Linked DNA regions of Homo sapiens: region 2 is linked to region 1. Evidence: read pairs that join two places in POLR2A ChIA-PET (ENCODE). Cell type or tissue: IMR-90. All regions are shown on one strand. Each heading gives the region's core, and the rest is flanking DNA. Links, peaks and the distances in the headings are about the cores only. Region 1 overlaps SPATS2L (spermatogenesis associated serine rich 2 like). Region 2 holds the start of SUMO1 (small ubiquitin like modifier 1).

What was found. ChIA-PET counts read pairs that join two places held together with the same protein. Peaks named below come from ENCODE experiments on the same cell type or tissue, not always from the same donor. Only the 100,000 strongest peaks of a DNase experiment are listed, where the experiment ranks them.
Region 2: POLR2A ChIA-PET joins it to region 1 with 10 read pairs; 2 of 35 experiments call an interaction of 5 or more read pairs at or near these places.

The regions. Positions count from the first base shown.
Region 1 is chr2:200,343,432-200,359,826 of GRCh38, forward strand. The region is part of intron 2 of SPATS2L (spermatogenesis associated serine rich 2 like); the gene reads left to right. Among named protein-coding and RNA genes, the nearest start is that of SPATS2L, 45 kb to the left of the region's middle. In IMR-90, for the core only: no CTCF peak of the experiment used is centred there; DNase peaks (open chromatin) are centred at 7,550 and 9,450; H3K27ac peaks cover 910 bases.
Region 2 is chr2:202,227,127-202,243,521 of GRCh38, forward strand. It overlaps SUMO1 (small ubiquitin like modifier 1), which reads right to left and starts at 11,471. Exons shown (of 5, transcript NM_003352.8): 1 at 11,314-11,471. The coding sequence starts at 11,325. It also overlaps the pseudogene RPL39P14 and the pseudogene STMP1P1. RefSeq lists a silencer at 10,936-11,125. In IMR-90, for the core only: no CTCF peak of the experiment used is centred there; DNase peaks (open chromatin) are centred at 10,735 and 11,475; H3K4me3 peaks cover 1,319 bases; H3K27ac peaks cover 1,155 bases.

The DNA.
Region 1 (16,395 bases), core at 3,519-11,518:
GTTTAGTTTCTCTTCATGTAGTACTAAGCTGATCATAACACTTGATAGGCAAGTAACTCAAGTAAATTGAAGTATATGATGCCCTTTCTAGAGGGCAGTTTGTCACTATGTTTGTTTTTAATCCTTTAAAATATATTTACTGTTTTATTTATAGGAATTTGTGCTAAGGAAATAATTAAAGATATGTGGAAAGGTTTTAGCCACAAAGATGTTCATTACATCATTGTTTATAATATAGTAAACAGGAAATTGCTTCAATTACAGATTAGTTAAATATATTCTGTATATGATGTCACAGTCATACAATAAAATACTGTTCAGCCACAGTAGATGCTGTTGTAGATAAGTATTGATAATGAAAAGATGTTTATGATACATTGTTAGGTAATAAAATGTTAACAAAAGCCAAGTATGCAATGTGATCATATTTTGCTTAATATATGTATATATTCTTAGAAAATATTCTGGAAATGTATTTAAGAGTTTTAAAAGTTGTTCTCTGAGTGGTAAGGTTTGGGGCATTCTTCTATTTTATCTATGTCTTTTAATTTTCCTACTCTGAACATATACTGCTTTCATAATAAGCAGAAAATAATCCATAGAGGTTATTTTTTTTAAAAAAAATTTATTTTTAAATAAAATTTATTAAAAAAAAATAGATTTGAGGGTGCATGTCCAGGTTTGTTATATAGGTAAACTCATGTCATGGGGGTTTGTTTTACAGATTATGTCATCTTCCAGGTACTAAGCCTAGTATTCATTAGTTATTTTTTCTGATCCTCTCCCTCCTTCCACCCTCCATACTCAAGTAGGCCCCAGTGTCTGTTGTTCTCATGTGTCCATGACTTCTCATCATTTAGCTCCCACTTATAAGTGAGAACACACAACATTTTGTTTTCTGTTCCTATGTTAGTTTGCTAAGGATAATGGCCTCCAGCTCCATCCACATTTACACAAAAGACATGATTTTGTTCTTTTTTTATGGCTGCATAGTATTCCATGGTGTATATGTACCACATTTTCTTTATCCAGTCTATCACTGATGGGCATTTAGGTTGATTCCATGTCTTTGCCATTGTGAATAATGCCGCAGTGAACATTTGTGTGCATGTGTCTTTATGGTAGAATGATTGATACTCCTTTGAGTATATATCCTGTAATAGGATGCTGGGTCAAATGGTAGTTCTGTTTTTAGCTCTTTGAGGAATTGTCACACTGCTTTCCACAATGGTTGAACTAATTTACACTCCCACCAACAGTGTATACATGTTCTTTTTCTCTGCAACTTTGCCAGGATCTGTTATTTTTTGACTTTTTAATAATAGCCATTCTGACTGATGTGAGATGGTATCTCATTGTGGTTTTGATTTGCATTTCTTTAATAACCAGTGATATTGAGCTTTTTTTCATATGCTTTTTGTGGGCATGTATGTCTCCTTTTGAGAAGTGTCTGTTCATATCCTTCGCCCACTTTTTGATGGGGCTGTTTTGTTCTTGTAAATTTGTTTAAGTTCCATAGAGATGCTGGATACTAGACCTTTGTCAGCTGCATAGTTTGCAAATATTTTCTCCCATTCTTTAGATTGTCTGTTTGCTCTGTTGATTGATGGTTTCTTTTGCTGTGCAGAAACTCTTAAGTTTAATTAGATCCTATTTGTCAGTTTTTGCTTTTGTTGTGATTGCTTTTGGCAACTTCATCATGAAATCTTTGCCCATCCCTAGGTCCATAAGAGGATTGCCTAGGTTGTCTTTCAGGAGTTTTTATAGTTTTGGGTTTTACATCTAAGTCTAATCCATCTTGAGTTGATTTTTATATATGGTGTAAGAAAGTGGTCCAGTTTCGATCTTCTGCATATGGCTAGCCAGTTATTCCAGCAACAAAGGTTATTTTAATTGAGAAAAGGAAAATATTTAGATCAAACCTTATTAAAGTGACTGACTCTGGATAACTGAGAGACTTTATATGAGGCTTTTTGGCTGTATTTGTTTGTAAACATATTTCAGCTGAACATGTGTGCTGTGATTTTGAAAACACTGACTACTCTATAGTACATTTGATTTAGCAGAGATTATTAGCTTTCTTCCTAGACTGCCCTGCAAAATGAAGGAACTCAATTTATTAGGCCAGCTCTGGGGTTTCTTCCTACTCCCAAATCCCAGGTCTACACTTTCTAGGTTTACCCAGAGAAACTGCTGAGTGGGGATTCCCTGCATTTCTTCTATTTACTAGCTCCCAAGTGATGATCATGTATTATTAAGGACTCATTGTATCATTTGTAGTACACTCAAGCTAACCTACTCTGTAATATTATCCTTGATCTTTTGCTCCTTTGAAGAAAGACCTTCAAAATACCTAGTTTTTGTATCAATTGTTGATTACTCTAGTTTTTAACTTTTTTGGAGCGCTTATGGTGAGGGTTACATAGCTGAGAGCTGCTCAGTGTTTCAGGGGAGCTTCAGCCGTAGGTGGGAAGCAGTTGAAGCAAACTGTAACAAAGAAGTCACTTCCATCAGAAAATAAAATTCCCACCAGCTGTTAAACCCCTGACAACCTCTCAGCCTCTTCCTTTTGTGTCCAGGAGACCTCTGTCTGTCTACAAACCCTGGACCTGGTTTAGTTCAGTGAGGCAAGATGCCGTATATTTTTCCTTGTTAATCACCCTTGGCAGATGTCATAGTATTACAACCACTTTCTCCTCCCTTTAAAAATATAATTTCAGAATGACTTCACAATAAATGTAGAGGTAAATTACAGTAACATCTGGCAGACTGACTTCCTAATTCCATGACTTCTGAGTGGTTGTTAGTGGAAAGAGTATTATAGCTCCATGAGCTAGGAAACCCATATTTTGATCCTGGCTCTGCTGTGAACTTCTTGGGGAACATTAGAAAGATGACCTAGTTTTTTTAGGTCCAAGTTTTTCTCCTCAGGAAAGTGAAATAGTTGAATGTGGTTGTTTTCAACCTTCCTCTCAGTTCTGAAGTTGTGTGACTATGATCTATAAAGGTCATTTATTGTTGCCTTCATAACTCAAGACCAAAGGCAGAGTGTCTGTTAACACTCCATTTCAGTGACTCCCCTGCCACTTATTTCTCTTGGTCCAATAAACTATTGTTTTTTTGTTTATCTTCCTTTTCTCATAAAACACTAAGTAATTTCAGAGAGAATCTCATTTTGGCATTCTTTATATCCTCTAATGTATGATGTGTCTTCGTGACTACTGAAAAAAATTCTTAAAAGCAGCTACTTCCATTATTCTCTAGTTTTTAAAGCTATCCCCTGAGAACTAAATGTCAATTCAAAGATTCCTGCATTTGTTATCATTTCTACCCTAACCTGTAGAAGTCCAAGACATAATTTGAAACTGAAGGATTCTTGCCTGGAGACAGTGGGCTCATAAATATGTAGCTTGATTTTTCTCTATAAGAAGAAATTAGGATTTTTAACAACACTTTTTCAGTATCTAAGTTGAATATGCAAAATTGGGCTGCTGTACATGCTTGCAGATCCTGTATTTTTAATTGTAGTTACATTATTTTTCAATTGAGTAATAATTTTCAATGAAGCTACTGCAAAATAACAGGTTCTTGCCTAATGAAAGATTTTACAAACCAAAGACTCATGTGTTTTAACTCTATCTCTAATTTAGACTCTGAAATATGCCATTCTTCCTTTATATATGTCAGATAGCTGTCTGTTTTCTAGGCCGAGCATGGAAAACACAACCCAAGTGGGCCACAGAAGAGGTCACTAATTTCCTACCCAGTACCCATTCTTTTCCTCTTCCTTAGTAACACATTCTGATTTTATTCAAAGGGATAATGTCCCCAGCCAAAAGACTGCATTTCCTAGCCTCCTTTGCAGTGAGGGGTAGCCAACACAGAGATCACTAGGTGGGAGTTCCAGGAAACCTCTTCAGTGGGAGTTGACTGTCCTGCGCATGTCTTGACTCTGCATCTTCTGGCTCCTTTCTGAGCTCCACCTGGTCACAGGATGGTCAAGTCAGCTTTAATCTCATCATCCTCTTCATTTAAGCCCAGCAAGAAAAAGTCCATTTTCCTAATAGCTTAAACAAAGCCCCCGGTTTGCATGTCCTTGCCCTCATTGCCCATTTTGAGCTGCCTTGAACCCATAACTGAGACACATAGAATACAATGTGCCGATGGATCCATCCTGGTCATATAACAACCCCAGGGCTCAGGTTGGAGGCAGCTTCACTGGGTCCCCTAAAGCAAAGTAGGGCTAGGAGAAGTGGGGGTGGATGGATACTGAATGATCATACTACAAATGTCCACCCCACCAAGTATGCCAGTTTCTTCTCTGAGTTATTAGTCTCTGATAATCTGGTAAACTGCTTGGTTTGCAAAGTTACGTGAACAACAATTTAGTCACTAGATTCATTTATAGTAAACGAAGTTGAAGGCTCAAGGCTGCACCATTAATCTGGATTAGCTATCAAAATATATATCTTCTAATTTTCCTGAGTAATATCTTATAATAAGTCATATAACTTCTCTTTCCATTATCACCCCATATATGGCCTGCTAAAAGGGTGGAATCAAAAGCTTGCCAAGAAATTTTTTCAAATCACAGCAATTGTATTTTCCAGTATGGCTTGCTGATATAGCAGAGGACATTGTTTCTGAACATAAAGTTGTATAACAAGTTACAGCTAAATGAAATTTAAAACGACTTGTGATAAACCCTGAAAAAGTGGTGCTTTAAAATAGTAATGTCAGCAGGCTGTCTATTATGTAACCATAATACTAGTGTTCTGAGTTTAGATGGGGAAGTTATAGGGCAGTGACAGAAAATGTCGTTGTCCTGTCTTTGGTATGAGAGAGCATGTAAAAGTGATTTTGAAGTGATTTACTGCAGATGCATGTTGAGACATGGTAAACAACGAGACAGATGATTATGGCCACAGTTCTGAAGATGTTCAGATGGACTTCAATTAGCTTTGGGCAAGGCTGCTTCTTGCAGAAGCCAGTATTGATTTTCCAGAATGCCTTCTAACTTTTCAGCAGAAGGGCCAATCTTGTCAATTCCTTTAAAGCCACGGGACACGTCATTGGAGAGCAGACTGTGGGAAGTCTTCCTGCAGTGGCCAGGGACTGGCTATCTGAGCTGAGGACAGTGGGGCTAGGTGGAGGTGAGGCAGTGAAGTGGAATGATGGAGTGTGAGCTCTACAGTCAGAGAGGCCTAGGTCTGACACTAGTACCTCCATGTATACCAGTAGATCACTAAGCTCTAGGAGCCTCACTTCCCTCCTTTGTAGGATAGGCACACATGAGAATCTAATGAGAAAAGGCCTGGAAAGCTCCTAGCTCAGTGCTTCTGGCCTGTACTAAGTGTTAGGAAATGTTAACTATTACTCCGTTTCAGAGCTGGCCCTTGAAAGAAAGAGAAATATTATTGAGTTTTTCACTCTTTTCCCCTGAGTTTCATTAAGAAAAAAAAAAAAAAAATTTGCATGTGAAGAAGTTGAATTTGGGTTGGCTCTATTCCTTTCTGACTATGCTTTTACTTTCTTGTGTAGAAAAATGGAGAGTCAGTATTGGCATATCCTAGGTGCTTTTACTATCTTAGGATCTTGTCCTGTACTTTCGGTGCAAATTTGTTTAAAACAGCCCTTTTTTAAAAAGAAGAATGGTGTTATTGCATCACATCTAAGAATGGCAGCCACTTGCTGAGAGAGCAGAAGGACCCTGAGAAGTCAGCAAAGTCTCAGGCCTGTAGTTGGCATCACGTTAGAGACCACCAGCATTCCGTCTGTCACTTTAGACCTTCTGGAAAGAGTGTTCCAACATCTCAGAATAGCAGGACCCTAGGGTCATAAGCCTCCAGTTTACAAATGAGGAAACCGAGATCTAGAAAGGAGAAATGACTCACAGGCTACATCAAGAGTCAAAGACACGTAGGCCGGGCATGGTGGCTCACACCTGCAATCCCAGCACTTTGGGAGGCTGTGGCAGGTGGATCGTTTGAGGTCAAGAATTTGAGACAAGATTGACCAACATGGTGAAACCTCGTCTCTACTAAAAGTACAAAAAAATTAGCCGAATGTGATGGCACATGCCTGTAATCTCAGCTACTTGGAAGTCTGAGGCATGAGAATCCCTTGAACCCAGGAGGCAGAGGTGGTAGTGAGCTGAGATGGCGCCACTGCACTCCAGCCTGGACAACAGAGCAAGACTTCGTCTCAGAAAAGAAAAAGAGTCAAAGACACAGGCAAGAGTGAAATCCAAGGTTCTCAATGCCCAGGTCAGGGGAATTAATGACTATACCCTGTTTATCCTCTAACCTTCTCCTTCTGGTCTCCTGTTAATTGCCATTCTCATCCAAGCACTGAAGGGCAGGAATTCATTCCTTTCAGCAAATTCAGTTTGTTGGAAGCCACCTTTTACTTTGTCCTCCCACCAAAGTGTCAACATCTAAATGTCTTCCCACTGTGGTCACTCCATTACCCAGGAATGAAATTCACATCTCCTGCCTGGGGGTCTAAGAGTAGCCACTGCCCCAGGCTATTGAATGGGAGAGAGCTGGAGGCCTCACTGTTAGTGCCCAGAGAGACTTCCTCCTAGGCCCTTGTTTTCAACCTGGACCCTCAGCCTGCCCTCCATAATGCCTGGGGTCTCAGCCTCTTGGGTTCAGTTTTCTAGAGAGGAAACCACATATGTCCCACAGGGTTGAGAGGGATGGTTGCGTGGCTACGGTGAGTGAGGTGGGTCTGTTCCCCCTCTCAGCCTTCCAGGGGTTCTTTGGTGGCCAGACGGCTGGCTTCTCTGTATTCTTATCTGTGGGCCCTTAAGTCTCAGTGGCCTCTGCTGAATCAAGTTCCTACTCTTTTGTCTGCTTTCCTTCTTTCTGAATGGTTGTGTCATGCCTCAGCCATTTTTGTCTCATCTTCTCATTTGTTGTCCTTTTGGGCTTATACCTTTTAAAAATTACTTTCTCACCATCCAAGCAGGTTTTGGAAGAAAACAGATCAGCACAGTGTTAACCACCCCCACCCCATGTTAATAGCCATTTTAAAAAATATATTATTTAAATTTTTCTCTCAATGCAAATTTCTAAATTTAAATTTTATTTTGATTTCATTTTATTTTTTGAGATGGAGTCTCACTGTGTCACCCAGGCTGGAGTGCAGTGGCACGATCGTTCACTGCAGCCTCTGCCTCCTAGGTTCAAGCGATATTCGTGCCTCAGCCTCCCAAGTAGCTGGGACTACAGGTGTGTGCCACCACACCCAGCTATGTTTTTTTGTTTGTTTGTTTTTTTAGTAGAGATGGCGTTTCACCATGTTGGCCAGGCTGGTCATCGGCTCCTGACCTCAAGTGATCTGCCCACTTCGGCCTCCCAAAGTGCTGGGATTATAGGCATGAGCCACCATGCCTGGCTTAAATTTAAATTTTAAGTAGACCTAAAATCCTGTGGATAGTGACTGACTAGGGCTGAGTGTGGTTAATTTTTTTTTGTTTCCTTTGGAATGTTGAGGCTCTTGGCTTCAGCAATACAGAGAATGGGTGAAGCAAGTGAGGAATTACCCTCCACAAAGATCACACCATATGTTCAGTCACTGCCAAGAACCTTCTGAAAAACAAATCTTCTCAGGTTTTGTGTTATCACCAAAAGTTAACCTCACAGCATGGTTCACAATCATGTTTATGCAAGTGTTTTGAAAATGAAATGCACCACTATGAAATCAATGGGTGGAAAGCAGTGCGAACTCTGAGGGAGAAGTGCATTTGTGTATTTCTTCTGTAGCTGAGCACTTGCTGGGAGGGAGTGCCAAACATCTCAGTGTTTGTGTTTTTAGATGCACTAACCAACAATAGCAAGCTTTTCTCCAAGCATGTAAGTACCGGGAATACAGAGGAATGATGTTTGCTAAGTGAATAAACTTAATGTATGCTAGAAGATTTTGTGACTATAGTAATATATTTGCAGTAAAAACATTTGAAGTTGAGATACTTTTCAAAATCCTGAGAAATTAAAATTAAATGAATGGCACATATTTTGTTTTGCCGAGAACTAAACTGTCCCATTAAAAAAATAAATATATTACCTTGTCAGTAACTTTTCTCCAACACCTGATGTATTTTGGTTAATACTAAATTATTCCTGGTGTTCTGACACGCATAATTGTTAACAAAGGGATTCATCTAATACAATATTCAGAATTGATGACTGATTTACATAGCCTTAAACTGAAGGATGGGGCATAAAAATTTTTTTATTCACTCCTCCCTTCAGTAGCGAGGAGTTATAGATTGAGATTTTTTTTTGATGCAACTATAAATCAACCTTGTAAAAACATAGCTAACAATGATGTAGTCTTTGGTATAAGGTTTCCCTGTTGGCTTCTAGAAATATCTGAGGGTTTTGGTTATAAATCCCCTGCTCCTTGACACGGCTCTTTAAGAGGGTGGAAGCCCCCTGTGCCATTTCAGTTCTATCTTGTCAATCTGTTTGAGTGTTGTTCAGTTAATGGTTGCTTTCTATTGCCTTTTAATGGATTCTAAGAATGTTGCTATATCTCTTTTCCAGTCTGTTTGGCTACCTTTCTGGCTTGGGTAGTTTCCCATTTCAGTGTACATCTCAGTTTACGTGCTTGAAGAAAGAGCCAGAGACTGATGGGTGTTTGTGTCTTGCCTTTTGCTTTTTGTAAATGCCTGACAGTGTAGCAATGCCTCATGGTTTACAACCAAAAAAGGTAGTGCTGTATTTGTATTCTGAGTTTCTTTTCTTGTGTGAACAAAACTGACAATTTAAGGGTGATAGAAAAGGGCATATACTTAAAGACCATAAAATGAGTTTTTGCAGCTCTATATAAAATACAAAATATTTTGGTTTTGAGGCTATATAACCAGCAGTTTTTATATATATATATATATATATATATATATATATATATATATATATATATATATATATATGGTAAACAAGCTCGATTTTCTCTCTCTCTTTTAAACATTATCCCAAATAACAGGCTTAACTAGTTTTCACCTCCACTGTATTGATCATTTGCTCTGTTACGCAGACACAGCTTAGGATCTCTTGTGAATCTGCTAACCTGCTGCTTTTTTTTTCCTTTTTTAACCCTTAGCTCTAGAATAGCTGGATTTAATGGCAGGGGGCCTTAGCCTCTGTTCCTGAAGGCTCTTTTCCTCCTGCTCCCTTGGAGAGGGAAGCATTATTAATTTTTCCCCTTCCCTTTTGATTATAGGAAAAATCAGGTAGACAGTAACTCAGTGCCAGCACACCTGAATTCAGGGTTCAGCTCTGCAGACAATTGCTTTCTTGTTCCTTAGCCTCATGGGCTGGTGAACAGCGAAGGTGAAGGGGTAATGAATTCCTCTAGGTGCTGATAAGAGCTACATTCCAAGAGGATTAACAGCACAAAAACCTGCATGTATGAGGGAAAAAAATGAGAAAGCAGGGGAGGGGAACACCCACATTGACACACATGCACAGCCACACAGTGAACTTTCTAGTGTTCTCAAAGCCACATTCCAATTTTAGCTGCCCAAAGTCTGAACTACTCTGACAACAGCATCTACATGTTGTACATGGCATGTACTTTCTTTAAAAGGTTTGGGAACATTCTTGCTGTGGTTCTGAGAAAGGATACTCTGGTAGCAGAATGACATCTGGCCTCTATCAAGGACTTCCTTGATCAAAACACAGAAAAATTTTCAAAAATACCTTGATTTTAGACTTTTCAACCTAGAGGAGCAAAGAAGAGGAGATGAAAAAGTCCATGTAATCTGTTAACCACATCTGAGAACAGTTCTGGAAATGGAAATTTGGCTCCATTTAAACTTTCCTAAAACAGCTTGATCGCTGCGTTGAAATTTGGGATCTTGATTGTGCAATCCAAGTGGAGGTCCCTTGTATGTGTTTTGACGGATATATTTGGTGAAACTTAAAGGCAGTATCATTCCTGTCTGCTAATCAAGGGCCAGAACCAACCCACACACATCTGCCTAACTATTCCTCACTGCCTGTTATGAAAATAAACCTCTCATTTTTCAAAAGAAGTCACTACCCCTGAAGCAGAAAACAAGAAGAGCAAATGGATGTGGTCCCTGGATATTTCCACCCTCTTCCAACCCTTTACCATTCCCTACCTCCAATAGCTATGATACCCAAAATTTTCAAACTTTGAATCTAACCACCCTTTGTTTTGCCACATCCCCTATTTCACAAAGAAATCTGACTTAGTTTAGCTTATCCCTAAAAAAAAAAAATTCTGAAGGTATTTGCCACTCAGACCCATTGTCCTTGAGAAATGAACACATAATCAACTCTTACTGAAGCAATGACTTCTACAAGTACTGTGCCGTGGTCTAAAACAGAAATATGCACCACTATTGTAGGAAACTACAGCTTTTACATTTTCTTGGCAGAACTCTGGTCCTCTCTTTATAGTGAGAAGAGAACATTCCATAAATAGCAAAGTGGGCCTTCAGTTAAGTTGTCCAATCCATATTTTGCATGGTGGTGTCCATTGGAAATATACCTTCTTGATGTCAGTGAGGGCTTAATGAAGTTAAACATTTCCCAAGTAAGTTTGTTTTTGAGAGGAATCACTTCAGGAAGGCATGTTGGAGCAAACTTAAGCTTAACTAACCATGAATAATTATTTGCCTCGGTCTGTAATTTTAACAATGTGAATCATTAGCTCAGACCCTGTCATTTATCCCAAAGAGGGAAAGATGCATAGCCAAGACCATGGAATTTAGTGAAGGCTCTCTGCTCTGAATAGAAAGGGGTGTTGATGTTCCTCGCTCTCATACAATGAGATGACTTTAACTTTACCCTGTGATCCTAGAAGTGGAGCCATAGGTCTTGGACAGTGTAGCCAGCCCTAGTAAAGAATCAAGTTCAGGTCGGGCGCGATGGCTCACACCTGTAATCCCAGCACTTTGGAAGACCGAGGTGGGAGGACTGCTTGAGGCCGAGAGTTTGAGACCAATCTGGTAACATGGTGAAATCCCGTCTCTACTAAAAATACAAAAATTAGCTGAGCATGCTGGCTGGCACCTGTAATCCCAGCTACTCAGGAGGCTGAGGCAGGAGAATCGCTTGAACCCAGGAGGTGGAGGTTGCAGTGAGCTGAGATTGTGCCATTGCACTTCAGCCTGGGCGACAGAGCAAGACTCCGTCTCAAAAAAAAAGAGAATGGAGTTCAGCCTTTTCTTCCCACTTACCCACTTCATTCTCGTGCCTTTCAAGCCCTCACCATTGCGAGAGGCTAGCTGTTGCCAAGGATTCTTATTCCTCTCCTTTCTTCCCATTTGGAGGGATAGTTTGTAGAAAATACAAATAGCTTTTAACTGTCTGTAGATGTATTTTAAAAGCGCTTTTTGGGATACATCAGAAAATATTTTTCGATTTAAGAGAAAATGGCCATGAGTTTGTTAGTTATTTGCTGTGCCTGAACAAACCAGATTTTAACAACAAAGGCAGTACCTTTGACATCTTGCCAGGGTTGTGTTTCGTAGCTATACATGACATTTAGGAAATGTCAACCGTGAATGACTTTTTTTTTTAATTGTAGTAAAGTATGGTTGGATATACGTACAATCCCTGACTTACAAGAACTTGACAAACAGGTTTCCCGTAGACATAAAAGGCCGCCCTTCCTCTATCTCTCCCTTTTCAGACATCTCTTTTGTTTCCCCTCTTTGCCCTTCACCCGCCTGCTGTCTGTCCCCCTCAATGCCAGAGCCACTGTGGCACTGCTGTGGAGACCGCCTGTGGAAAAACTTGGCCCTTCTGGAAAAATCGTGGTTTCTGGAATGGAAGGAGAAGCTGTGCAAAAGACACAGTTAGGGGGTCTCACCCCAGACATAGCCTCTGGGCTGGACCTGGTGGGCTCCTCAGTATTTTCTCTAATGTGGTGTGATTCTTTCTACCTTCATTTACTTTGATTCATTTGGATTTACAAGTATCCTTTTTAAAAATCTGGATGTCTGTGAGACAGATAAGGAGGACAAGCCCCATTCATTGTCATGTTGCTGTGAATTGGGTCAAGCTATAGCAACCACACACACAAACACACAAATCTCATATGCATTTAGTGATTTCTGTTTCACTCTTTACAAAAGGTTTCCACACACGATTGTTCTTCACAGCTGCTTTACAGATGGTGAGACTGGGAGTCAGAGAACTTGATACATTTGAGTTGCGGAAAGCAGGACTAGAAGTTCTGAATTGAGTTCTCCTTCCATTCCGTATTCCACTGTGTATACAAATATGTTTATGCAGACACATACATCTATGTCTTTTTAAACAGTGAAGCAAACACATTTGCAGGTAATTAGAAGACAGAATATAATTCAGACAATTTCAGACTGTCTCTGACTTCAGTATTATGCTATTTTATAAGATCCTTACACCTGGAAGGTGAAAATTAGATGACTGAGTCTTATTTCATAAGGAAATAAAGAAGGTTGTTTCCTTATTTCCAAGTCTTTAGAGATTAAGATTATCGTGTGTACCTGTAAAACACACTTAAAACCTGAATGTTAAGATTTTACAACTTGACTGAGAAATATCTATGTAATGGTTGACTAAATAATTAACGGAATTCATGAATTATATTCCTGTTTACAAGTCAAAGCCCAACACTAATAGTACATTTACACCTGTGGTTTTGAATTTCTTATTTGAATTACAAGTCAGTCCACGGTAAATGGGTATTATGTGTATCTATCTATAAAGTGTATTGGAATTTCAGACCAGAAAGTCAGGCTCATTATTCATATGAAAACCTTTCTGATCAAGGCCTAAATAACACAGTTCTGAAACTGAAAATGATAAACATGCATAAAAGCACATTATACAGGTCTGTTTATAGTAATAATAATGATGGCACTAAACAGATTTGTCTCACTGGCAATGAACATACAATGGGGACATCATAAGAGATGAACTAGTGCCATTTTCTGAGACAGAAAATTCTCACATTTTACATAAAGCCAGAAGTAAAAAAATGGTTCCAAGAAAAAAACATGTGTTAAGAATTATAAGTGTTTAGCTTAGAAGGAGGGAAAAAAATGGGTTATCACAAACATTGCTTTTTTTTCTCCCAAAATATAGAAACATTTTCCATTCTCTGACTACATGATGTCATGCTCTGGATCAAAGACATAGTGGAGGAAATGGAATTATGCAAATGAGCAATATAACTTATCAACTAGATTCAATAGGAAATAAAAATCTGAGGATGGCTTGGTAAATGACTAATAACGCTTTAGGGATCATGGATGTCAGCCTATTTTGTATAACAGAATACTCTAGATTGTGTAGTTTGTGAACAGAAGTTTATTTGGCTCATGGTTCTGGAGGCTAGGAAGTATGGCATTGGTGTCTGGTGAAGGGAGGGCCTTTGTGCTGCCTTCATCTCATGGCTGGCAAGAGAGCAAGAGGGGGCTCACCTTGCTTTTACAACAAAGCCACTCTCCAGATAACTAACCCACTCCTGCAATAAGGACATTAATCATTTATGAGGGCAGAGCCATCATGACCTAATCACTCCCCCCAGCACTGCTGCATTGGGGATTAAGTTTCCAACACATGAACTTTAAGGGATACATTCAAACCATAGCAATGGAATTGTTACTTTCAAGGATCTAGATAAACTGTGTTTATTAAAATTGTGTGAAGTTGTTACTGAATATTTTCTTGAGAACTATAATGTCATCATCCAACATTCTTCACAGATGTTGAATTCTGTTCATTCCACCTCTGTTTGGGGCCAGATTTTTTTGGACATGTGTTTTCCCTTCTAAACTGCTTCTGTAGGATCGGTTACTACATTCCTGAAAGTCCTTTCATTGTCAGTGTCTGTAGAATTATGCTTTAGGCTCTGCTGGAGCCCTTAGCATTGCTGGCTAAGTGAGGCCACTGAGAAATAATGCCAAGCCCATAGTGTCATTAAAAGCCTTCCTCCCTTACATTGGCAGAAGTTTGGAGGCTCTAACTTTCAGCTCAGCCTGTCACTTTCTTTGGAGACAGGTAGGTGGTTACAAAGACCATTGATTTCTGCCTTTTGAAAAATGTAGAGAGGGGGAAAAGTAACTATACAACTTATCTGATTTTTTAAAAATCAGATGCCTCTTTTCTTAGATTATGGTTTTGAAAAGCCAACCCAGACCAAATTACTTTTTCCATACTCCAGCACAACTTGGCTAAATTTTAAAGCACAGGTTGTTTTTTATGTAACAAGAATAGGGAAACTTTACTCCCATTTCACATGAAATGACAAGTACATTGACTTGGTTTAGATCAATCTGCATTCAAGTAGACTATCATAATGTTTCTCATGAAGTAGCACTGGGTTTTAAAGTCTTCGTAGTTAATTTTTGAGCATCAGTATATGTACGCGAGCAATACATGTCTCAAAGTGCATTGGAGACGTGATCTTTGAGAGATATCAAAGATGTCATCAAATCATCAGTTTGAATTTATAACTGAAGGCACCCAAGCACACATAGCCTGGGAGAGACTTGCTTAACCACTGAGACAAGGAAACTGGCCTGATGTTAAGCAGCTACTGTTCTGTCACTTGCCAAACATTCCTGTTACAGAGTCATGTTCTGAAATTTTCGTGAACCAACTAGACGAACAAACTGTGTGGTCTGGATAAAATAATATCTGCCTAAAAGGAAAGAAGTGAAGTTAGCCAGAAAGCCAGATGGCAGATTATTTTCTGCATAACTCTATTTGGAAAGTGAGCTTTATGTAATTTTTGGTCATTTCTTACCATCTTAGGAGACCATTTTCAGAATAAGCCATTGAGGGATCTAGCACACAGGTTTCAAAAGATGAACTGTACAAATGCAGGCACATCATATAACCTGTTCACAGAATTAGCACTAGTTGATGAAAATGCTTGGACTTCTTTTTCTTCCAGCATTTTCATGACCTACACCGCTATTCCATGTCTTTTAGTATTCATTTGGCTAAATTATCTTAGAGCTAAATTCTATGGCTAGAAATACAGTGGAGTTCACATACAGGAAAAACCTGGCTGCAAAGGTACGTGAATTTAATATTGGTCTTCATCTTGTGGTTGACCAGATTGCTCTGCTCACTCACATGCAGAAAATCAGGAGTTATTCACTACATACACACAAAGGTGATATTTCCTTTTTTTTTTTTAAGGCAGAGTGCCATTTCTAAATTGCATCTTCAAGCAAATGTAGTAATATCTTGGGCTCTTGAAAATTTGGTCCATCTTCCATGTTTAAGAGTTTTTTAGCTGGATGCAGTGGGCCATACCTGTAATCCCAGCACTTTGGGAGGTCAAGGCAGGAGGATCACTTGAGGCCAGGAGTTTGAGACCAGGCAACATAGTGAGATCCCATCTCTATCTAAAAACAAAATTTAAAATTAGCCAGGCGTGGCAGTGCACACCTGTGGTCCTAGCTACTCGAGAGGCTGAAGGGGAGGATCCCTTGAGCCCAGGAGTTCAAAGTTGCAGTGAGCCATGATTATACCACTGCACTCCAGCCTGGACAACATGACAGAGTGAGACCCTGACTCTTAAAAAAAAAAATACACACACACACAAATTTTCTTTGAGGTTAGAGGCTGAGCCCCAAGCTTTTAAATAGGAGTAAGGAAATATCAACTCACACTGTTGTTACTTACTCTAGCAAATCAGGATAAAAAACTTCAAGAAATCAATTAGGGTTGTTTAGTTTTTAAATGGTGGAATCATTTCTAGGAGTATTTGGTTTCTTCTCTTTCTTCCTCCATATTTTACTGAGGCTTGATCATATTCTTTCTAATTGATGTTCAGTTTCATACTTTCTTCATTATTACCACCTTTATCACTCTAATCAAACTCTGATAGTCTCACTACAGACTCTTCTGAGCTGCTCTAACCAAATCCAGTTTTTTTTCCATCCAGCTTGCACCCTAACCTCAGAATAATCTTCACAAAACATAGATATCATGATGATGTTTGTATCTTTAAAATGTTGAATGGTTCCATATTTCATTCTACAGCAAATCAAATCCAGATTTCTCTACCTTTATTTCATTGTTCAAGGTAACCTGCCACTTTGACTCTTCTCTGTCTTCCAATGACTAACATTATTTCCTGTTACTCTGCAATATATTGGCGCTCAAGTCAGTGTGATGAAAGCCAACTTCTATCCCATTTGTGTGATAAGCCTGTTCTTGGAATAAAGTATTCCCAGAGAAGTCTTATTTGGCATGCACCTCCCATTTTCCTTCTAGCTCTGTAAATCCTGGCCATTCAGCAACTGTTAGCTCAGTCCTCACCTCCTTCCAGTTCATTTCAACACATATACACTGAGCATCTTCTGCAAATGGAAAGTCATCTTACAGCATGTGGCAAGGAGTGCACGGC
Region 2 (16,395 bases), core at 3,605-11,604, 1.9 Mb after region 1:
CTGACAATTCAGTCACAGGGACACAGCATCACACTTAACTACTGCCAATGTGTCACGGACCCAGCTGCACAAGGATTGCCTTTTTTTTTTTTTTTTTTTTGAGACAGAGTCTTGCTCTGCCTCCCAGGCTGGAGTACAGTGGCGTGATCTCAACTCACTGCAACCTCTGCCTCCCGGGTTCAAGCGATTCTCCTGCCTCAGCCTCCTGAGTATCTGGATTACAGGCACACACCACCACACCTGGCTAATTTTTGTATTTTTAGTAGAGACGGGGTTTCACCACGTTGGCCACGCTGGTCTCGAACTCCTGACCTCAGGTGATCTGCCCACCTCAGCCTCCAAAAGTGCTGGGATTACAGGCGTGAGCCACTGTGCCCGGCTGGATTGCTTATTCTCACTGAAAAAGGAGGGGTTCTAGGAAAACTCAACAAAAAATAAAATACGTTTACTCTTATTTGATGATATTAACAAATCTGTTCATTTTTTAAGGTGTGACAAGAGTATATTGGTCATGTTAAAAGAAAAAGCCTTGGCTGGGCACTGTGGCTCATGCCTGTAATCCCAGCACTTTGGGAGGCCAGGGTGGGCCAATCACCTGAGGTCAGGAGTTTGAGACCAGCCTGACCAACATGGAGAAACCCCGTCTCTACTAAAAATACAAAATTAGCCATGCGTGGTGGTGCATGCCTGTAATCCCAGCTACTAGGGAGGCTAAGGCAGGAGAATCGCTTGAACCCGGGAGGCAGAGGTTGCGGTGAGCCGAGACTGCACCATTGCACTACAGCCTGGAGAACAAGAGCAAAACTCCGTCTCAAAAAAAAAAAAAAAGGGGGGGCCAGGTACGGTGGCTCACACCTGTAATCCCAGCACTTTGGGAGACCGAGGTGGGTGGATCACGAGGTCAGGAGATCAAGACCATCCTGGCTAACACGGTGAAACCCCATCTCTACTAAAAATACAAAAAATTAGCTGGATGTGGTGGTGGGCGCCTGTAGTCCCAGCTACTCGGGAGGCTGAGGCAGGAGAATGGCGTGAACCCAGAAGACGGAGCCTGCAGTGAGTAGAGATGGCACCACTGTACTCCATCCCGGGCGGCAGAGGCAGAGCAAGACTCCGTCTCAAAAAAAAAAATTAAATTTAAATTAAAAATAAAGAAAAAGCCCTTCTCTTTTAAAGATACATACTGAAATATTTACAGATGAAATGATACAATATTTAGAATTGGCTTCAAAATAATATGGGGGAGTATAATGGGATGCTGTAGATTATAGGCCAAGAGGAGGCCACAAGGATTCATTATAATACAGTACATTTAAACATAAATTTAAAAAAATTCATTAAAAAATTCACTCCAGCCAGGCACGGTGGCTCATGCCTGTAGTTAGAGCACTTTGGGAGGCCAAGACAGGCAGATCATGAGGTCAGGAGATCAAGACCATCCTGGCTAACATGGTGAAACTCCATCTCTACTAAAAATACAAAAAATTAGCTGGGCGTGGTGGTGGGCGCCTGTAGTCCCAGCTACTTGGGAGGCTAAGGCAGGAGAATGGCGTGAACCCAGGAGGTGGAGCTTGCAGTGAGCCGAGATCACGCCAATGCATTCCAGCCTGGGCAACAGAGCAAGACTGTCTCGGAAAAAAAAAAAAAAAGTCACTCCAAGCTTCAAATTCTATATATATCAATTTATTTTATTTCCTAATGAAGAAAGCTCAAAAAGGGTTAAACAGGATAATTCTAATGCACCATTAAAAGGGAAAAACCGAGAATTACAGTGAAGTCACTTCCCTTATACTTAAATAATTTACCACAATTCCATTTTATTTATTTATTTATTTTGAGTCTCGCTGTGTCACCCAGGCTGGAGTGCAGTGGCACGATCTCGGCTCACTGCAAACTCCGCCTCCTCAGTGGCTGGGACTACAGGCGCACACCACCACACCCAGCTAAATTTTGTATTTTTTCATAGAGACAGGGTTTCACCATGTTGCCCAGGCTGGTCTCGAACTCTGGTGCTCAGGCAATCCGCCTGCCTCGGCCTCCCAAGTGCTGGGATTACAGGAGTAAGCCACTGCACTGGGCCCACGATTCTAAAAACACAAAAATATATGTATATTTTCATCTTCATGATGCATATGTTCAAACTTAGTAAGACGGTACTAGAGATTTAGAACAGAACTGACCAGATTTAACTGTATAACTTCAAGGTTTAGGTCAAAGCTGTCAACACAATGGGCCTCTGAATATTTACATTCAACCCTGAATGGTAGTTAAACACTAGTCATGCACAGATAGCTTCTCAGGAACTCAAAACTATAACTAAAAATTTTACTGGTTGTGTAAACCTTACCCTTTGAGTCTAGACCTATGCTAAGCCTAGAACAAACCAGTTTGATTGCATCCAAAAGTACTAGCAAACAGACTTGGAAGTATGACAGACATTGTTAATTACCTATCTGGTATCTATTTTCCCTTTCTTCCTTACAAAGGGAAACCTAAATTTACCCAGATAAAAAACGTATTTCCCAGCTTCTTTTATACCCATTTTGGCCAAAGAGATATAAAGTGAACATACTTTTTCCCTTTTCTCCTGTCTGGAACACAAAGTAGCTTTTTTGTGCCCACAAGTAGACAAGCACCAGAGTGAAAGACTGCTGTTAAGGATGGAGAAGAAAATAATATGAAGGAACTGTGGAGCTACCACATCAGCCTTGAGCTACTTTTGTCTACATTTCTTGTTTTATGAGAAAAAAAAAATTGTTTAACCTACAATAAATCAAACTTTCTGTTATTCAGCCCAAAAGTAATCCTGAAATAGAAGGTGCTATAAAAGGTATAAGTTTGGCTCATATTAAAAACAGGTGCTAGAAAATTCCTCAATGGGCATCAAAAGCAGAATGAATAAGTAAATTGAGTGTACTGCATTCCACACAATGGAAAGCCACACAGCAATGAGATGTAATAACATACAACTATATACAATAATAATGAACAAACCTCTAAACAGTGCCGGGCAAAAGAACCAACACACAGAGATACATACTGTATGATTTCACTTATAAAATGTTATGCTGTATAAAAACAGACAAAACTATTCTACTTGTTAAGTCAATACAGCAGTTCTTCATCTGAGTGCTGGTTGCATGGATGTGTTCAGTTTGTGAAAGTTCGGCAAACCAAACACTCTTGTGCACTTTTTTGTATGTATATTACTCTTTGGTAAAACCTTTAAAAATAACTGGCCCTAGATATTGAGAACAACCAGCCCAGCAAACAAAACTCCACCCTTCCTTCCTTCCTTCAGGTCTTTTCCTTCAGATCCTCATTAGCTCAGAAAAGGCAACTGAATGCAAAAATAGCCAAAAAATATAACCGATACAACGTATCTTTAAGTAAACATAGTCACGTTGCAGGAATTATCCAGATTTTAAACTGTAAAACTAAGGTGCTCAATAACAGTATCTGTGTGAACTTTTCCCCATGACTCTTTTAAAAAGAAACAGAATATCAGCCGGGATGGCGCAGTGGCTCATGCCTGTAATCCCAGCACTTTGGGAGGCCAAGGCAGTCAGATCACCTGAGGTCGGGAGTTCGAGACCGGCCTGACCAACATGGAGAAGCCCCATCTTTACTTAAAAAAAAAAAAAAAAAAAAAAATGAAATTAGCCGGGCGCAGTGGCTCACGCCTGTAATCCCAGCACTTTGGGAGGCCGAGGCAGGCGGATCACTAAGTCAGGAGATCAAGACCATCCTGGCTAACGCAGTGAAACCCCGTCTCTACTAAAAATAAAAAAACTTAGCCAGGCGTGGTGGTGCGTGCCTGTAATCCCAGCTACTCAGGAGGCTGAGGCAGGAGAAATGCTTGAACCCAGGAGGCAGAGGTTGCAGTGAGCAGAGATCACGCCATTGCGCTCCAGCTAGGACTCTGTCTCAAAAAAAAAAAAAAAATTAGCTGGGCATGGTGGCACATGCCTGTAATCCCAGCTACTCGGGAGGCTGTGGCAGGAGAATCGCTTGAACCCAGGCGGCAGAGGTTGTGGTGAGCCAAGATGGCGCCATCGCATTCCAACCTAGGCAACAAGAGCGAAACTGTCTCAAAAAAAATTAATTAATTAAATTAATTAAGTAGAATATCAGCATTATATATATATACTTTTTTAAATCACAACTTCAGGGAATTCCAAAATGGAATGCTAAAGATGTCTTAATAAAAAATTAACTGGGCCAGGCACCGTGGCTCATGCCTGTAATCCCTGCATTTTGCAAGGCCAAGGCAGGCGGATCACCTGAGGTCAAGAGTTCAGGACCAGCCTAGCCAACATGGTGAAATCCCATCTCTACAAAGATCAAAAATTAGTTGAGCATGATTGCAGGTGCCTGTAATCCCAGCTACTTGGGAGGCTGAGGAGGGAGACTCACTTGAACCTGGGAGGCGGAGGTTGCAGCGAGTCGAGATGGCACCACTGCACTCCAGACTGGGTGACAGAGCGAGACTCCGTCTCAAAAAAAAAAGATTATCGGCCTCTCTTCCTTTATCTGCCATCATGGTGTGTGCTTGACTCCACTTCTCGCCATGTCTTCTCACAAGACTTTCAGGGTTAAGTGATTCCTGGCCAAGAAACAAAAGCAAAATTGACCCATTCCCCAGTGGATTCGGATGAAAACTGGTAATAAAATCAGGTAAAACTCCAAAAGGAGCCATTGGAGAAGAACCAAGCTGGGTCTATAAGGCATTGCATGATACAACATACTTATGCTGTCTGAAGGTCACAATCATGTTACCATATCGAGCTGAAAATGTCACCACTATCTAGAGAGTTGGACATGTTTTATTGGGAATATATTTTTTTCTCTGAATCTGTTATGAACGTGTTGGTTGGCTAGGTTCAGTAATAAATATGTGAGACCTTTCATTTTTTAAAAAAAAAATCATCCTTAACAATCCCAGTGTCCTGGAAGAAGTAAATGATTCAACTTTGGATATAGTTACCAGGTCTATTGCTAACAGAAGTAAAGATGAAGAAGGTATGCAAAAATATCATAAGAGAAAAACTATTCCATGGCAACCAGCCCTGCCTCAATAACAAAACAACATCAAGAGGACTGAAAGAGGAGGAGGAAGGTACCTGCTGTTTCATGTTTTTGAGGCGACCTTCCAATTCTAGGGCCTAGAATCATGCTGTGAACATTGTGACATTTAATAAACATTTGTTGAATGAATCTGGCCACTCTCCTTTAAAAAATTTTTTACTAATTATCCACTCAATGTGCTAAGCATTACAGGAAAAAGAGGATAAATAAAGCCTGATGTAATGGAGAAAAGACACTTAGAATGTAAATAACTGGCAACGCGGTGGCTCACACCTGTAATCCCAGCACTCTGGGAGGCCGAGGCAGGTGGATGACTTGAAGTCAGGAGTTCAAGACCAACCTGGCCAACATGGGGAAAGCCCATCACTACTAAAAATATAAAAACTAGCCAGGCGTGGTGACACACATCTGTAATCCCAGCTACTCGAGGCGCTGAGGCAGGAGAATCACTTGAACCAGGAGGCAGAGGTTGCAGTGAGCCGAGATCATGCCACTGCACTCCAGCCTGGGCCACAGAGCAAGACTCCATCTCAAAAAAAAAAAAAAAAAAGGAACGTAAATAACTGTAACATTACATGTAAAAATTATGAAAGAGATACCCTAACTGCCTTCGGGACTAAAGGATGTCATGAGTTGACAACTACTTAATAGTTTTTAAATCTGAACTACTAAATCTTAATGAGTAATCATAACATTCATATTCAATTTTTAAACTACTAGTAAAGTTTGTTTAGATAATGCTACAATCTATACATTTGTAACATCCACTAGCAGGACCTCATGTCTATCAGAGCGGACACAGTATTCTTCTTCTCCTAGGGCATGAAATGCTTAACTACATACTCAAGTAATAACTACAGTTTAACATATCTATTCTATGATATAAATAGTAGTACACACAATTATGAATTTTAATACACAACCAGTTCATCATATTCTCCTGCTATCTCAAGCAAAGAATTTCTAAAATCAGTAAAAATCAATAGCAGGGAGCTATATAGAACACTGCAGGGAATAATACTATCATGGCAGCAAAAATACAATTAATGTAGATTAAAGATAACTGCAAATTCTTTGTTACTCTCCCATTGAGAAACAGTGTCTAAATAAATGCCTTTCCCTTGAATCTGGCTGACCTTAGTGATTTGAGTGGGCAACAGAATTACAGACGTGACTTCCAAGGCTAGGTTGTAGGAGACTTGCTATTTCCACCCAGGTTCTCTTGGAACACCTATTCTCTCTGTGATCCCTGAGCCGTAAGTCTGAATACCCTGGGGTCTCCATGCTGACATCACATGATGAAACCACTAAGAAAGGCTCTGAGACTATATGGAGACACTTGCCCCATCCAGTCTCATCTCACCTGACAACTAGCTGTTCCAGCCCCCAGCCACTTGAGTCATCTCAGCTGAGGCCCCACACACCAAGAAGCAGAGGTGAGTCTAATCCACAGAGCCCTGTCCAAATTGCAGATTTATAAACAAAATAAATGGCTGTTGTTTTAAGTCACAAAATTTTGAGGTAATGTATCAGATAATCAGAATTACACAATGCTTCCAAATCCTTGACTAAAGATAAAAGGAAATCATTCAATCTCTCTTTGGGGGTGTTAATACAGATTCAGTTAGAGTGGAACAGTCATCCAATTGCTACAATTAACAGACTTGAATTGAAGAGCTGACCAAGCTACCTTTAATGATTTTGGTATAAAAAAGAAACACTATAAACTCAAATATCAGAAAGGAGGAAGGGGAAAATATTTGTACAAATTACCCTTATCCTTTTGATATTAAGCTTCGGGTTCTGTACGAGCACTTTGTTTTGCTACAAGGTGAGACTGGGCTAAAGGAAAGCACCCAATCAGATTTCTGTTACTGGTTAAAGGATGGTCCTTAACCATTTTGAGGAATCACGTACCCCTGATGAGACTATGGGTCCTTTCTCCTATTTAAAAAAAATATATATATATGGCTGGGCTCACGTCTGTAAACCCAGCACTTTGGGAGGCCAAGACGGGCAGATCACCTGAGGTCAGGAGTTCGAGACCAGCCTGATGAAACCCCATCTCTACAAAAAATACAAAAATTAGCCAGGTATGGTGTCATGTGTCTATAATCCCAGCTACTAGGGAGGCTGAGGCAGGAGAATCACTTGAACCCAGGAGGCAGAGGTTGCAGTAACCGAGATCACACCACACTGTACTCCAGCCTGGGCAATTGAGCAATGCTCTATCTTAAAAAAAAAAAAATACGTATGCACAAATACTCACAAAACACTCCATACAATGTAAGCGAACTTTCAGTCTTTATGGTCTATGGGCCTTAGGTTTAGAACTTATTTTAAAGGATTATTTAATAATGGTACACAAATCTACTAGATGATGTTGGAATTGTTAAAATTATAAAGAAGTGGGTTTTTTTGTGTTTTTTTTTTTTTTGCCAGGCACGGCACCTCACGCCTGTAATCCCAGCACTTTGGGAGGCCGAGGCGGGCGGATCACAAGGTCAGGAGTTCGAGACAGCCTGGCCAATATGGTGAAACCCTGTCTCTACCAAAAATACAAAAAAATTAGCTGGGCATGGTGGCTAATTTTTTGTGACTCCGTCTCAAAAAAAAAAAAAAAAAAAAGTTTTTTGTTTTTTTTCCTTTTCTTTTTTTTTTTTTTTTTTTTTTGGGACAGAGTCTTGCTCTGTCGCCCAGGCTGGAATGCAGTGGCATGATCTCCGCTCACTGCAACCTCCACCTCCCAAGCTCAAGCGATCCTCTCGCCTCAGACTCCCAAGTAGCTGGGATTACAGGCATGAGCCACCAGGCCCAGCTAATTTTTGTATTTTTAGTAAAGACGTGCTTTCCTCATGTTGGCCAAGCTGGTCTCAAAGTCCTGGCCTCAAGTGATCCCAAAGTGGTGGGATTACAGGCGTAAGCCACCCTACTCAGCCATTAAGAAGTGTTTCACTCAAATTCCAAAAACAATCATTTTTTCATTAATCAATGGAGGACCCAGCAATTGAAGTCTTGTGTGTATTTAATGTCCACCGATTTTAACCTTGTTATTACTCAATTTCACTATTTTAACACCAGACAATAACCTTCTGAGAGCTGCCTCAGAAAACACATCACTCTAAAATAACTTGATTCAAATTAAGGTTGTCTTCTTAGGACAGTGGTTTAGTCTCATGCTGATATTAAACAGTACAGGATTTGGAGATTCTTGTTCTCACTTATAAACCTCTTAAGATTAAGGGTTCAGCTTTATAACTCTTTTAAGTCTTTAGCACTCAACACTGAACTTGTACTGGGTCTTCTTTGTTTTGAGTCAGGGTCTCTATCGCCCAGGCTGAAGTACAGTGGCATGATCTTGGCTTGCTGCAACCTCGACCTCGCAGGCTCAGGTGATCCTCCCATATCAACCTCCTGAGTAGCTGGGACTACAGGTACAGGCCATCATGCCTGGCTAATTTTATTTTTTGTAGAGACGACGTCTCTCTATATTGCCCAGGCTGGTCTCAAACTGGGCTCAAGCAATCCTCCCCCACTTAGGCCTCCCAAAGTGCCAGGATTACAGGTGTGAGGCGCTGCACCCGGCCAATGTACTGAGTCTTTTTTTTTTTTTTAAACGGAGTCTCACTCTGTCGCCCAGGCTGGAGTGCAGTGGAGTGATCTCCAGTTACTGCAACCTCCGCCTCCCGGGTTTAAGCAGTTCTCCTGCCTCAGCCTTCTGAGTAGCTGGGATTACAGGTGCGCACCACCACGCCTGGCTATTTTTTGTATTTTTAGTAGAGACGGGGTTTCACCATGTTAGTCAGGCTGGTCTAGAACTCCTGACCTCGTGATCCACCCAACTTGACCTCCCAAAGTGCTGGGATTACAGGCTTAAGCCACTGCACCCGGCGAGTCCTAATGATGTTGGTCAATCAGCCTACAGCAACAGTTCTCAAACTTTTTGTTCTCAGGAATCTTACACTTAAATTTATTTAGAATCCCATAAAGCTTTTGTTAGGTTGGTTACATCTATTGATGTTTACAGTATTAAACACTGAAAACTGAGAAATGTCTTAAATATTAATTCATTTTAAAATACCAACAAACCTGTTATATGTTAACAAATATATATTTTTATTAAAAATATTTTTCAAAACAAAATTAATGAAAGAGTGGGACTGTTACACATTTTTGCAAATCTCTTTAATGTCTGGCTTAATAAAAACAGCTAAACAGCTGGATTTTCACATCTGCTTCCACATTTAATTTGTTTTATCACAAGTCATGTTAGTTTCTAGAAACGTCCATTGAACACTCATGAAAGAATGACAGTGAAAAAGACAAATAATGTCCTAGTATGAACATGAAATAAAAGAATCTATTTGTATCCTAGGTCCTTCATTTCTTTATGTATCTCTTAAATAACCTGACTTCAAAATGGAGCAATAAATTCTACATTTTATAATTATTTCTTTATGTTGCTCTTCCATCAGTCTACAATAAATTTCAAAATGCTTCCTAGACGCTTCTGGGAAACAAAATAAAAGGCTGACGAAACTAAGCATTTACGCCTATACTTTTCTTCCTAGTAACCAAGTAAACAACTACCTAGGGAAACACAATGCCCACTTGGGAATTAATCTAGATTATTAGTAAGTAGATCCATCCAAAATTCATCTAGATTATGGTTAAGCTTTAAAATGTTAAGTGTACATTTTGTACAATAGTACCAATCTGCAAAAACCTCACTTGCTCTCACGAAATGGTACAAAACTGGGTTAAAAGCCAAGGGAATAGGTGTGTTAAATTTAAAAGTTCAAGTACATCGTGGAGTTGAATGAAAAATAGTTTTCTGAATAACTACCATTAAATGAGTAAAAGTCCAAAAATAATGTAAAAAGTCAAAGTCGGCTGGGCGCGGTGGCTCACGCCCGTAATCCCAGCACTTTGGGAGGCCGAGGTGGGCGGATCACGAGGTAAGGAGATCGAGACCAGCCTGGCCAATATGGTGAAACCCCGTCTCTACTAAAAATACAAAAATTAGCTAGGTGTGGTGGTGAGTGCCTGGTGGTGAGTGCCTGTAATCCCAGCTACTCGGGAGGCTGAGGCCCGAAAATTGCTTGAACCCAGGAGGCGGGAGGGTGCAGTGAGTGGAGATCGCACCACTGCACTCCAGCCTGGCGACACAGCGAGACTCCGTCTCAAAAAAAAAAAAAAGTCAAAGTCGTCTGAGCAAACAAAAGACCAGACAAAAACTTTATGAATTAAAAACTAGCCATAAAGTTGTTTAATTAGAACAGGATGAGGAAGAAAAGGGGAAATCGATCACTCCTGATTAAGTGCAAATCCCAAGTAAATTATTGATACTAACAGTGAGCTGGAGCACTTTGCCTTACCAGGCAACTTTCTGCAAATATTCTGCAACGACTCTACATACACAAAGTTTTCCTATGCTTTTCCTCAAAAATATGAGACTTCCTCAGGTTAATGCCCAGGTGAGATGCTTTTTGTTGCTCTAGCAGTTTAGTTCTATTTTCTTTCTTGGTTATTATGAATGCTCTCTTACAACTGGAGAGCTAGGATGAACCAATCCCGAGTAAGAAACGGGAAAGTACAGTAAAGAGGCGACAGCTCTGCACCCCCACACGGAAAAAGACTCAGAGGAGAGCAGCGGCATCCTTGCCCTAGCTCCAATCCGAACGGAGGCAGGATTCCCAACAACATCGGACGTCTCCCTCCCTCGCCGCCCCACGCCCTCCCGACGAAGAAGCAAAAAGTGGAGAGTCCAGCCGCTTCTCAGGGCCACGGAGCCTCCCAGTCAGGGATTCTCTCCCGTTACATAACTAAGGCCTAGGGCCCTGCTTCTGCGATTAGTCCTCTGGAAGGAGACGGACGGGTTCTCCAGAGACCCTCCCAGGGAGGTGGAAGCGGGGCTCTGCACCTAGTCGACCCGGGAGAAAGAAGTGGGACGACATGAGGGAGGCCGCCACCAAAGGCGGTGGGGTACGGGGGTGATGAGCGAGCCCGGAGAGGGGCGGGCGGCTCCGGGAGCCCCGCAGCAGGCCCCGGCACCTCCGGCCGTAGTCGGCTCCTCTCCCTCGCCTGCCTAGTCCCCACCGGCCGCCCCCTCCCCCATTCCGCGCTCCCCTCCCCCGCGCCTCCATCCCCGACCCCAGCCTAGCGGCAGGCAGACCTGCAGGGAAGGCCCTGGCCACCGCCGTTGGATGGCTCCCAGCCCGGTACCTGGTCAGACATGATGACGGTGGCTTCACCCGGGGGTCTCCGCACAGCAGCGGCCTCGGGTAAGCAGAACCTCGCTCCGGGGTTTACAAATCCTTCTCCCTTCCCCACAGCACAACACCGCGGCTGCAGTAACTTCCGCTACGCCTCGCGTCACTTCCGCTTCGCGCAGGGAGGAGGGAGAGAGAGAAGAGAGGAAAGACAAGGCGGGAAATGGGTGGGGGAGCAGCCAAGGGGAGGGGCAGGCTGTGGAGCTGCTTTGCCGGTGGTCGCGCGGGTGAACGGCAGTTTTGTCAGCTCCTTCAAGGACCAGGTCCTGCGCATCAGTACTAGGGCCATCCCCCAGGAGCAAAGGTCCTGGCTCCATGTCTCAATGTTTGGAGCCACTCTCACAACCTAGATTGCTCTCTCCGTTACACCTTGCGCGTCTCTGACGACTGAGCCGAGATACTTCTTTTGTCTCCTCCCAGCCTTGCTCATCAACCCCCAACCCCCAAATATGTTTATTTGAATGCCAGTACTTCTAGCTCTAGAACCAACATTTTCGGTTAACCAGCACCCTTGCCAAACACATGACCGTGATTTAAAACAACAAGAAAGCAACGACCCAACACAATCTTGACGGCTACTGATGCTAAAGACCGCTGCTGAAAGTTCTAAATGGGGAGTGAGTAATTCCAACCCTTGAATTGGTTGCTTTGAGTTAAGGTTAAAGAATGATTCTTCTTGGCAGGGCGCTGTGGCTCACGCCTATAATCCCAGCACTTTGGGAGGCCGAGGCGGGCGGATCACCTGAGATCAGGAGTTCGAGACCAGCCTGGCCAACACGGTGAAACCACGTCTCTACTAAAAATAACAAAAATTAGCCGGGCGTGGTGGCTGGCGCCTATAATCCCAGCTACTAGGGAGGCTGAGGCTGGAGAATCGCTTGAACCCGGGAGGCGGAGGTTGCAGTGAGCCGAGATCCGCGCCATTGCACTGCAGCCTGGGCGACAAGAGTGAAACTCCCTCTCAAAAAAAAAAAGGTGGCGGGGGGGGCGATTCCGCTCCCCTCGCATGGGGAAGCAGGCTCTGACCGGCCTGCAGAGCTGCAGCAGCCCTTTGCGCCCTCCTCGCCCTCCCCACCAACATCATGCTCCAATTCCTGCTTGGATTTACATTGGGCAACGTGGTTGGAATGTATCTGGCTCAGAACTATGACATACCAAACCTGGCTAAAAAACTTGAAGAAATTAAAAAGGACTTGGATGCCAAGAAGAAACCCCCTACTTCATGAGAATGCCTCCAGCACTGCCTTCGGGATATACTGATTCTACTGCTCTTGAGGGCCTCCTTTACCATCTGAACCAAAAGCTTTTGTTTTCATCTCCAGCCTCTGGGCTCCTCTTTGCTAGACCCTGTGTTTTTGGCTTTAGAGCAAGCAAAATGGGGCCTCAATTTGAGAACTACCCTACATTTCCAACATACTCACCTCTTCCCATATTCCCTTTCCAACTGCATGGGAGGTTCTAAGACGAATTGTGGTGCTAGATTAGTAAACATGACTTTTAATGGAAAAAAAAAAAAGAATGATTCTTCTTAGATTTCTTCTGTAAAACACAATGGCCCTACTGGCATACACAGTGGCCCTACGGGCATACTCATGGAGGATAAGAATATAAACAAATAGAATTGAGAATCCTGAAATAAATCAATAACCCTCACATTTACATCAACAAAAACACCAAGACAAATCAATGGTGAAAGAACAGTCTTTTCAACAGTTGGTACTACCACTGCTGGACATTCACATGCAAAAGAATGACTTCGTTTTGTTTTTTGTTTGTTGTTTGTTGTTGTGTTTTTTTGGTCACCATCTCAAAAAAAAAAACCAAAAAACACACACACAAGGAGGCCGGGCACCGTGGCTCACACCTGTAATCCCAGCACTTTGGGAGGCCCAGGTGGGCAGATCTCTTGAGCCCAGGAGTTCAAGACCAGCCTGGGCAACATGTTGCAGTGTGCCAAGATCATCCCACTCCACTCCAGCCTGGGCAACAGAGTAAGACCTTGTCTCAAAAAAAAAAAACAATCAGGCGTGGTGCTTCACACCTGTAATCCCAGCACTTTGGGAGGCCAAGACGGGCAGATCACTTGAGATCAGGAGTTGGAGACCAGGCTGGCCAATATGGTGAAACCCCATCTCTACTAAAAATGCAAAAGCTAGCCAGGCTTGGTGGCTCAGGCCTGTAATCCCAGTTACTCGGGAGACTGAGGCAGGAGAATCGCTTGAACCTGGGAAGCGGAGGAGGCTGCAGTGAGCTGAGATCACACCATTGCACTCCAGCTTGTTACTGGGTGACAGAGCGAGACTCAGTCTCAAAAAAAAAAAAAAAAAAAAAACAAGGAGATACCACTTTATACCCACTAGAAGGGCTATGTTCAAAAAGACAGAAAATAACAAGTGTTGACAAGGCTATGGAGAAATTAGAACCCTTATACCCTGTTAGTAGGAATATAAAATGCTTTAGGCTAGGCATGGTGGCACTGGCCTATAGTCCTAGCTACTTGGGAGGCTGAGGCAGAAGGATCCCTTGAGGCCACGAGGTGGAAGCCTCAGTGTGCTATGCTATGATCAAGCCTGTGAGCCAATGCACTATATAGCCTGGACAACACAGCAAGACCCTGTCTCAAAAAAAAAAAGTTTTGAAAAACTGTCTGTCAGTTCCCAAAATTGTAAAACATAAAGTCACCATAAGACCCAGAAATTTCACTCCTAGGTATATACCCGAGAGAATTGAAAACATATATCCATTCCAGACTCAGTGGCACATGCCTATAATCCCAGCACTTTGGGAGGCCAAGGCAGGAGGATACCTTGAGGCCAAGAGTTCAAGATTACAGTGAGCTATGATTGCATTCTAGCCTGGGCAGCATAGTGAGACCCTGTGATATGGTTTGGCTCTGTGTCCCCACTCAAATCTCATGTCCAGTTGTTATTCCCAGTGTTGGGGGAGGGACTTGGGAGGTGAGTGAATAATGGGGACAGATTTTCCCCTTGCTGTTCTCAATATAGTGAGTGACTTCTCACGAGATCTGGTTGCTTAAAAGTGCGTAGTACTTTCCGCTTCACAGTCTTTTTCTCCTGCTCTCGTGTGAAGAAGGTGATAGCTTCCCCTTTGCCTTGGTCCATGATTGTAAGTTTCCTGAGGGCTTCCAGTCATGCTTCCGGTTAGGCCTGCAGACCTATGAGTCAATTAAACCTCTTTTCTTCATGAATTACCCAGTCTAAGGCAGCTCTTTACAGCAATGTGAGAACAGACTAATACACTCTGTTTCTAAAAATAAAAATAAAACATATAACAAAAACATGTACACTAATGTTCAAAGCAACATTAGTGAGCTACTGCTCCAGCCTCCTACTAGGGCTGAGGGATTAGGGAGAAAATGGAGAGTGACTGCTGATGGGTACAGAGTTCCTTTTGGAAGTGATGAAAATGCTCTAAAATTGATTGGTGATGGTTGCACAGCTATATGAATATACTAAAAATTATATATTTTAAAGAGGTGAGCAGTATAAGCTAATTATCTCAGTAAAACCATTACATTAAAAAAAAATACAATGGCCTTGAAAAGAGCTGCTAGTAATAGGTGAAGAGGATTATTAAGGGAGCCTACATCCAAGCAAGTTAGTCAGGAAAAGCTTCCAAAATAAATACATAAATAACATCTAAATTGAAGGTCGGAGAGTAAGCTGAAATAAGCTAGAGCAGCAGTAGTTCTTTTTTTTTTTTTTTTGAGACAAATTCTCGCTCTGTCGCCCTGGCTGGAGTGCAGCGGCACAATCTCGGCTCACTGCAACCTCCACCTCCCAAGTTCAAGCAATTCTCTGCCTCAGCCTCCCTGAGTAGCTGGGACTACAGGCACGTGCCACCACACCTGGCTAATTATTTTTTTGTATTTTTAGTAGAGGCGGGGTTTCACCATGTTGGCCAGGCTGGTCTTGAACTCCTGACCTCGTGATCCACCCGCCTCGGCCTCCCAAAGTCCTGGGATTACAGGCTTGAGCCACCACGCCCGGCCCATATAATTCTTAATCTGTATTATAGTTTTTCAGTCCTACAATTTCTATTGGTCTTTTTCAAATTTGCTATGTCCTTGTTAACAATTCAAATTCTCAGTTGACATTCTCTATATACCTTAACAATAATTAACATGGTTATTTTAGATCCTGTTTCTGATCATTCTAGAGCCCCTGGAGGCACTTGCTTTTTTTGATTCTCATTCACATTATCTCCTCATTATCTTTGATTACGTGCTGGGCACTGTGTTTGAAACTTTGCTGAAATAATCTGTAATAACAATATTTTCTTCCTTCAGAGAGGAGTTTTGTCCTAGGGCACTAGGAACCCAGAGTCACCTTAATCCAATTTTAGGGACTGAGATTTTCTACCTGCCAGAATTCTCAAAGCTGGGCTTCAATTCATGCCAGTTCTGTTTCATTCTTAGTCTCAAGAGTCTACCCTTAGATGTCCCATTCCAAATCTTGGGGTGTTCTACACATGATATACTCAACTGTTTTTCCTTCTAAACAGACTTTGATTTCAGAGCAGTTTTAGGTTCACGACAAAATTTAGCAGGAAGTACAGTGCCCATATCACACATGCATCCCACACTATCAATGTCCCACACCAGAATAATATAAATTATTACAATTGATAAACCTATGCTGATGCATCATTATCACCCAAAGTTCACTCTTGGTGTTAGACATTCTATGGGTTTTATTTTTTAATTTTTTTTTTTTTTTTGAGACGGAGTCTCGCTCTGTTGCCCAGGCTGGAGTGCAGTGGCACAATGTCGGCTCACTGTAACCTCTGCCTCCTGGGTTCAAGCAATTCTCCTGCCTCAGCCTCCTGAGTAGCTGGGATTACAGGTGCCCCCCACCATGCCTGGCTAACTTTTGTATTTTTAGTAGAGATAGGGTTTTACCATTTTGGCCAGGCTGGTCTCGAACTCCTGGGCTCAAGTGATTCGCCTGCCTCGGCCTCCCAAAGTGCTGGGATTACAGGTGTGAGCAACCACACCAGGCCCTTACTTATTTTT